Linked DNA regions of Homo sapiens: region 2 is linked to region 1. The links are chromatin contacts, found by Hi-C or POLR2A ChIA-PET in ENCODE. All regions are on one chromosome and are shown on one strand. Each heading gives the region's core, a stretch centred on a gene start or an enhancer-like site at or near the end of the contact. The rest is flanking DNA. Distances are from core to core; before and after follow the strand shown. Region 1 has its middle 90 kb from the start of RUNX1. Region 2 overlaps RUNX1 (RUNX family transcription factor 1).

Region 1 (4,303 bases), core at 936-3,435:
CTTTCTGTAACGTCACACAATCTTCCTGTAATATGAACTTGGGTCTATTTCCCTATACCGTTCTCCTTGATCATAAATAAGTCGGCTGCATGAAAGACAAAATGGTCCAGTGTTTGCAGAAGGATACGGTCAAAATACTTAACAGCTCACATGCCACAGCCTCAGCAGTAGGGACAAATGCTGATTATAAAACCCCTAGTTCATTCCACTGAGATTCCAGATAACATACAGGACCTCCATGCACTTTGAATTTCAGATGAACAACAAATAATTATTTTAGTATAAGCAATACAAAGAACATACTTATACCAAAAGAAAGTTTATGCGTTGGGTTGGAAGGCCTGAGCTTCTGATCTGACATCAGACACGTCAGAACAGCACCACTGGGAACAGGTCACTCAAACTTGCTAAGTCTCGGGGGTTGATTTCTGGTGAAAATGTAAGAGCTTAACCGGGCAATGCTGACTTAGAATCAGTGCTTAAAAATGATTTGTTTTCTGCCTGGCGCGGTGGCTCACGCCTGGAATCCCAGCACTTTGGGAGGCCAAGGCAGGCAGATCATGAGGTCAGGAGATCAAAACCATCCTGGCTAATATGGTGAAACCCCATCTCTACTAAAAAATACAAAAAAATTAGTTGGGTGTGGTGGTGGGCGCTGTAGTCCCAGCTACTTGGGAGGCTGAGGCAGGAGAATGGCGTGAACCTGGTAGGCGGAGTTTGCAGTGAGCCGAGATCGCACCACTGCACTCCAGCCTGGGTGACAGAGTGAGACTCCATTTCAAAAAAAAAAAAAAAAAAAAAGATTTGTTTTCTTTTCAAAGCCTGAACAGTTGTGGTTGGGGCAAGAATCTCAACTCTAGTCTAATCTATGTCCTGCATCCTATTGTGATTTCTGTGCAGGCTGTTATGACATAATTTTTATGATTAATGAATTTATATCCCTAGCAAATTCCCTACCCTTTTAGCTGAAGGGCAAAACAATGCAAGTTTGAAAAACTGTTAAGATAAAACAGCAGCATTACTAACATATACATTTATGTTAAAACACATCAGCACTGATCCATCATCATAATATATTAGTATACTATGTATAATATCATATTCATCATTTAATAGTGAATGCATATTAAAGCCATCCAAATGCCCAAAATGAGTTTTCCCTAGATTGTGGGCCTAATGGCTAATTTTTCTTTTCTTCACACATATCTACATTCTAACTTTTCTGTAGTGAGCATGTGTGGCTTTAATAATTTTAAAAAAGAGAGAAAGAAATTACTTTTATACTTTAGTCACCAACTAAGAACTTGACAGTCTATGAGGTCAGAAAGGCAGACGTGAAGGGCAATAAGGCTAAGCAACAAAGCTTCTTCCAGAGGAGCAGATATATTTATGGAAAAATGCAGCAATTCAACTCAGAGTGAAAATGCAACGACCATCACTAGAGAGTGGAAATAATCAGTCAACGAACCCAGGTTTTGTCTACATGACATAAATAACTCTTGGGGGTGGGTTGCTTTTTTTTTTTTTTTCCGTTCCATTGGCCAATTTAGGCATACTGTGAACAGAGAATTTGATTAAGCTCCAATGTAGTGTAAGGTATGGCTTAAAATTTGTTGTTAATATCCTTGAACCCTCACCTGTCCATAGCACCCACAGGAGCAAAAAGCACCACCTTCATTACTGCCCACATCCTTCCCAACTGCACTCTGTGTTCGTGGATCTGACCTAATGGGTGAAACACTGGGGTGTTTTCTCTATTAGAGCAATGTCATGAGGCAAGGGTGTGCTGTCTGCCCCTTGAGAACATTTGTTTGTAAAGGGGTTAGAGTTTTTAATATATATGCAAAGAATGATAATGAAATGTGTCTGGCCTGAACATAATCAAGCAAGATTCCATCGAGTTTCAACAATCCAGCGCGCCAGGGTTGAAGACATTTTTACCGTAACTCGTATTTTCAGCCCTGTGAAGTTGCCGCCCACACAGGAAATGACTTGGAACAGGTGGTCCTCAGAGCTTGCTGGTCTTGTCTGGCTCCGTGGGTAATGCTTGTGGGCTCCTGAGTCACTGAATAATTATGAGCCTGAACAAAAGGCTCTCAGATAAGCCCTCAGTCAAGACACAGGGAAAGGCAAGGTGCAGAAGATGACTGTCTGAGCGTGCTAACTGTTCAGAGCGAGTTGATGAATGAGGCTCTGGAGGAAACAATGCCTCCTTGGTTTTGCTCTTCTTGGCTCCCCTGGCACCTGGTGGCAGAAGGACGAGAAAGCACAGGTGAGGGGAGTGTCGTTGCACACCTTGGCTTTTAATGAACTTAAATGCATTAGAAAACACCCTACTTAGAAACAGTCCTCCCAGAGACAATGAGCTCTTATTTCTGCACTGTGTGCCCAGTGCTGTGCATGTAGAGGCTGTATCTCTTCTCATCCTTTCCCAGGATGGGAAGTGGTGATATAATCTTTCCCATTTCACAGAGGAAGGAACTGAGGCGCAGGAGCTCACATACTTAGCTTTATCTTTCATGAGGGGAAATGGATGGGGTTATGGGCTCAATTATGTCCTCCTATACACACACACACACACACACACACACACACACATCTGTGTATGTGTATAGAAGTCCTAACCCCCAGTTTCATGGAAAGTATCCTTATTTGGAAATAGGGCCATTGCAGGTGTAATGAGTTAAGATGAAGTCACATTGGAGTAAGGTGGGTCTCTAATCCAATGTGATAGTTGTCCTTATTTAAAAAAACAAAATGCCTTGTGCAGACAGGGAGAGGGCCATGTGCAGACAGAGAATTCGAATAATACATCTACAAGTCAAGGAGTGCCCAGTACTGCTACTGGCAACCACCAGAAGCTATGAGAGAGATGAGGAAGAAGCCTCTTTTACAGTTTTCAGAGGGAGCATGGCCCTCCGACACCTTGATTTCTGACTTCTAGCCTCCAGAACTGTGAGACAATAAATTTCTGTTATTTTAAGTCACCCAATTTGTGGTACTTTGTTATGGCAGCTCCAGAAAACTAATAGAGATGAGAACTCACATGTATTGGGGGCCTGGTATGTCAATGTTAATAGAACCTAAAATAAATAAATAAATAAATAAATAAATAAACAAACAAACTTCATCAGCTACAAGTAAGAAGGAATTACTAACGTGAGTATGTGATTCAAATGAAAATAATGTGAGTGGATAATGTATGGCCGAGAGGGTATAAGAGTTAGTGGTTCTGTTAAAAAGCACAGAAATGAGAAAGAAAGGGGTCCGTGTGCAAATTCTAGAATACACCTCTTGATGGGGGTGAATTAGACCCTACTTTAGGGGAAAAAAAAATACAGGTGAACTCCTGCCACCTCTATCCAACTGCAAAGTTAGAGCCACAGTGTCTACAAAACCACCTTCACTTCTGACATCAATTTCAAGTTCAGGGGGCTCTCAAAAACACACTCAGTGTCAATAAGTCACTAGAAGGAGCACAGGACTCACTAAAGCTATTCACTGGTGATTGCAGTTTATTACCGGGAAGAATGCAGCTAACATCAGCTAAGGAAAGAAGCACATAGAGCGGAACCCAGAGAGTACCAAAGGCAGGGCTTCCATCGTCCTCTCCCTGTGAATAACAACAGCATCACTTTTCCAGCATGCTGTGCAACAACACACCACGCAGGGAAACCCACCCGAGCCTTTGCATCCAGGGGCTCCGCTGGGGTCTTATCACCACCTAGGCATGGCTGGCTGCCCAGGTAACTGGGCTCAGTTCCCAGCCCCTCAGACCAAGCTGAGACCACATGACCTAAAGCCCCCATCTTCACTAAGGCTTGTTGATGTGACCCAAGGCCCCACCCAAAATCACCTTGTCACTATCTGGCTGGTCCAAGGCCTGCAGGCAAACAAAGCCACTCCTATCAGACATGACATTCCAAAGGCACAGATCACTTCCCAGAAGCTGAGAGCAAAAGGCCAGGCCTTTCTCTGAGCATATTTAGATTCTTTACTTCACCTTAGGTTACATACAGTCCTCTGTTTTTCCATCTGACCCAACCCTGATAAACAGCTCCACAACCCCAACTCTGGGAGCAACCTTTCCTCCCGGTAGAGGCTTGGAATGAGAAGGGATATCTCTCTCACCTTCCCACAGGCTCCCTTGTGTGTCTAGAGCAAAGTCTTCTCCAAGCCTCTCACAGGAAGGAGTCTTTGTGCAGCTGGGTCTTCCAATGTCCAGTTTGCCTGTGCTCACCAGGCTGGCTGTGTCTAGGAACAATAAGAGGCTCAGCCCAGGAAAAGCAAGAAAAACCTAGTT
Region 2 (4,202 bases), core at 686-3,185, 110 kb after region 1:
TGGTGATAGATAAGCCATCGGTAAATTTACTGAATGATCCATGTGGACATGACACTGCGTTAGAAAGTAGTCTTGAACATAAAGATTATATAGCATGAAATGGCTTCAGAGAACTTACTGTCTGGTCAGGGAGGCAAAGCCTAAGCATGAGAAATATTCAGTCAACAAAATGAGAATCGAGTGGCCTATCATTAATACCACAGCAGTGGCAGACCAGGAAAGTAACTGCTTGCTGAGTGGGAAGCCATGATCTGAAGAGAGTTCGGAGAGGAAGATGGAAGTCATTTTATTCCAGGGCTGGGGAAAGACAGAGGAGAAGAAATGAATGAGGCAGCCAGGTGGCTCCAGGAGTGCTCAGAGGGCAGTGAGGAAGTCACTGAGGCTCGCCTGTGAACAGCAAAATTGAAGCCAGGTCTTTGAATGCTGCAGTGAGAAGGTTGAACTTAAACCTGCAGACCAGGGACTCCTAAACTTGGCAGTACATAAGAATCCTCAAAGCGTTTGTTAAAATGCAGGTTCCCGGCACCCACCCTGAGAAACCATGATGAGTGAGGCAGAGAGGCCCAAGAATCTGCATCTTAATAGCCCTGTAGTCCCAGCCATACTTTAAGAACCTTTCTGTAACAGGAAGTCTTTGACTGGTTTTGATGAAGTCTAAATGAAATCTTCAGGAAACTTCAGGCCTAAGCAAAACTGAGCAGAACCTATTTTTACAGCTGACAACTGGCACTGCCTCTGGAGGGACCTCTATGTTCTAGCTGCTGTCTGGAGATTTTATTCATATACCATGGATTTCTTAGTCTAGTCTCTCAGTTCTCAGATACTACTACTAATTAAACATGACTCAGAAACATGCATTTTTAAATGTAGGCCACAAGATCCTAAAGCCAGTCTGAGATAACATTGGATCTAGAATATTCAAATATGGGCTCCAAATTCTGTACCATTACACAAAACCATTCAACTTCTGAAAAATGTGGACACGTGTGAGTTCTACCTGCAAGATGCAAATGTTTCATTGATAGGAAAGAACCTGTGGTTGGGCTGGGGTTTGTGTGTGTGTGTTTATATTTATTTGCCACATCCCACCCTTCCTCCCCCATCTCTTGGCTCAGAACCTAACTTCAACTCTCCCGAATCCCCAAGGCCACTCCCAACTAGGATTTTTTAAATACCTTAACCATTTCAAACTTTCCTTCCCTTTGGAACCTAAAGGAATTTCATTTTCCATTTTCCATTAGCAAGGTGGCTCCAGTTAAACCAGGGCCTCAGGAATAAATACAGCTTGGTTTAAATATTTGCACATCTATTAGGTTTTACTCTAAAGCAGACTGTCCCGACGACGCCTTGCTATTCACAGTGTGGTCTTTGGACTGGCAGCATCACTACCACCTGGGAACTTGTTAGAAGTGCAGAATCTGAGGCCTCAGCCCAGACCTGCTGAATCATCGTCCCCATTTGCTCAAGAGCCCCGTGATTGGCCTGATTTTCATGCACATAAAAGTTTAAGGAGCCCTGCCTAAATCTCCCGCCTCCAAGCTGTCCCCGAAATGTTGGCCTCTCTGCCTCTGGACGCTTGCAGAGATGGGGTAGTGGAATCAGTTTCATGTGGGGGTAGGGTGCGGGCTTCACCCCCTCCCTTCGCCCCCTGCCCCTCCACCCTGCCCTTCTTGATGCTCTCCCAGCGGCTGCACCTGCAGAGTTTTCACTTCTCTGGGAAGCCTCTTGACACAGACCCCGTCCTTGCCTCTAGGGTGGGGCCGCTCTACTTCTTTTCTTTCAAAGAGCCTGGGATGCTGACAGCCTCAGATGGAGGCATCCTGTTTGTCGAAAAATAAACCGGCAGTTAAAGCAGGGTTGCGAGAGCGAGAAAACCACAGGCCTGCGCGCCGCTGATAACGCGCGGGCAGGCAGCTTTTGCAGAAGTTCCGTCGCTGCGGCGCGCTGCGCACCAGAGCTGCGCCACCGCCTCCCTTCCTGTCTGGGCCGCTCGCGTCCCCGCCGTTTCTGGCTGTTGCTTTCTGCGTCGCTCTTTCAGTTACTTCGCCCATTGCTTTTTCTAAAGGATCCCCTTGCTGCTCCGCCATGAGGGATGGATCCACCAACAAGTCCCCGGGCGGATGCGCGCAGATCCTGGACCCATAGGAGGCCAAAATTTACGAGCTGTCATGAAAATGACACCGTTTAAGAGAAGCTGAAGTTGCTTTCTCTTCTGCAGTATGTAATGCTTTGACCTGGTTAAAATAAATAAATAAATAACAATTTAAAAAGAAAGAAAGAAATACAGAAAGACTACATCCTCATGAGGCCTGTAATGCCAAAATGAAAAGGGACCCCAAAGTGCAATATCCAGATTGCTTTTCTTCTTGGAGAGAGTTGACCTGGCCTGATTCTATGCGGTGAATAACTAATTATCAATCTTCCCCTTTTGAGGGGTATTAAAGCCTCTTTCCCCATTTGCCTGTTATCAGATAAGCTAGGCAGATGAGAAGTCAGTGGGTAACCACAGGTATAACCACGATATTCACTGGAAACCAAAAGATTTGACCCCCCGAGGTAAAGAATGTACTTGAAAATAAACCTGAAAATAGTTTTACAGGAGCTGAAAAACTCAGTGTTCCCGAATCAGTAATACGAACTTCTCTGAGCATTAAAAAGTACAAGCACTCCTAAAAAGGACATCTTGAGTCACAGAAGATGATGCCTGTTGGGGTTGATTGAGTCCCTTTGGAAGAGACCCCTGTGCCACGGTGCACCAGAAAGTCTCCATCATTGTTGGGGCCTCTGCAGTTGTTCCAGCTACCCAGTGCTTTTTTATTATTCTTCTTGTCCGAAAACATAGAGTAGAAACAGTCCATACTCATTCCTTAATCTTCCTGTGTTCATAACGAGCAAGCACCCTAGATGAGTAAGAATCTACCTTATTTTTAAGAATTAGCAGAGAACCATATGAGTTTCCCTTTTCCTCCCCTAGAAACGTCCTCAGGTTGGCTAACTTTCCTATTGAGCAATTCCTCACAGCAATCACTCCGCACACCTCTCATCTGAGAGGCTGTCTTCCCATTCCTATGAGCTTTTCTTCCTCTGTCTCATGGCCTCACTCCTAATTATTCATGTTCTCCTGCTGAAGGCCCCTTGACCTAAATATAGAGACCCGTATATTTTGGCTACTCATGTATAGACCCTAATAATGAATAACTCAACTTTATGGTGACATAAAGGAGGAAAACTCAGGCCAAAGAATGTTTAATTCTTAGGGAAGAAGGAGAGAGCTGGCCAGGGATAGCGTGTGCTGGGTGTTAATAGCCACGTGCATAGCCTGTTGGGGAACTTGGCTCTCTCTTGAATCTGGTGCAGGGCATCGGAACGTCTGGGGGAGGAGCAGATAGGATGCTGCTCAGGTTGAACAGGGCTGGACCATGAGAGCTTTGAATGCACTCAAGAAGGAACTTTCTTCAGTGGGCCGGGGCCAGGCCAGATTGATGAATGATCGATTCCTATTATTTACCTTGAGGTCCTCATGGAGATATTTTAAATGGACTTCTTTCTCATTTATAAACTGTCATAAACAAATGACTAAAAGATGTCTAAGTGGTGACTAGAAAATAATAAACCTCATTTTAGCCATATATTTCAGAATTTACACATCTGTTATTGTAGTGTCCTTCAAAGTCATCCCCTGGGAGGGAGAGGGAGCACCATTCTAACAGCACCATTATTACTTTAAACATCTTCGGATCTGCTTTTTTGAAATGACTTTCAGAGTTAGTTTATTGGCTAAACAAGTAAATCCTCCTTACTTTTAAATCACACCTCATTTTTGAACAAGACAGGTATTGTCAAGCTTCCTTGGTCACCTTATTTGTCACCAGTCTTGATCTTAAATGCCTTCTGGCTGTTTCTAAAAATCAGACCCATCACTTATATTCCAGACATTGAGGCTATTCTAAAGCATATGCACCATTGTATGAATTCTAACTGGATGCTGAGAATTTCATCATCACTAGAAAAGAATGTCAAGTTGCAAAGTGACTAGGATGGAAGAGGCAGTATTAGCTACAACATCTTAGGTGTATGTTTAAAAAGTAATCTCCAAATTAGTCACACCTAGTTAAAAAGAAAATAAAAGCCTGGTGCTGTCATACTGTAGTACTTTCAGGGCAGGAACCTAACTATATAACTGATCCTCACTTTCTGAGAAG

What was found. Hi-C counts contacts between places; a loop is a spot of excess contacts on that map. ChIA-PET counts read pairs that join two places held with the same protein, here RNA polymerase II (POLR2A). Pooled maps may share reads with other maps.
Region 2: a loop to region 1 is called in a pooled map, with 2.3 times the contacts of the local background. The contact joins two enhancer-like sites. A Hi-C loop is called at or near these places in 4 of 50 pooled maps. POLR2A ChIA-PET finds 5 or more read pairs at or near these places in 2 of 52 experiments (AG04450 and activated T-cell).

The regions. Positions count from the first base shown.
Region 1 is chr21:35,136,678-35,140,980 of GRCh38, reverse strand. No RefSeq gene overlaps it. Among named protein-coding and RNA genes, the nearest start is that of RUNX1, 90 kb to the right of the region's middle. Within about 2 kb of position 2,185, at least 5 of the 41 ENCODE cell types and tissues checked have a DNase peak (open chromatin) inside an H3K27ac peak, as active enhancers do.
Region 2 is chr21:35,024,589-35,028,790 of GRCh38, reverse strand. All of the region lies in intron 2 of RUNX1 (RUNX family transcription factor 1), which reads left to right. Among named protein-coding and RNA genes, the nearest start is that of RUNX1-IT1, 13 kb to the left of the region's middle. RefSeq lists a cis regulatory region at 1,883-1,900 and enhancers at 1,819-1,963, 1,617-2,119. Within about 2 kb of position 1,935, at least 18 of the 41 ENCODE cell types and tissues checked have a DNase peak (open chromatin) inside an H3K27ac peak, as active enhancers do.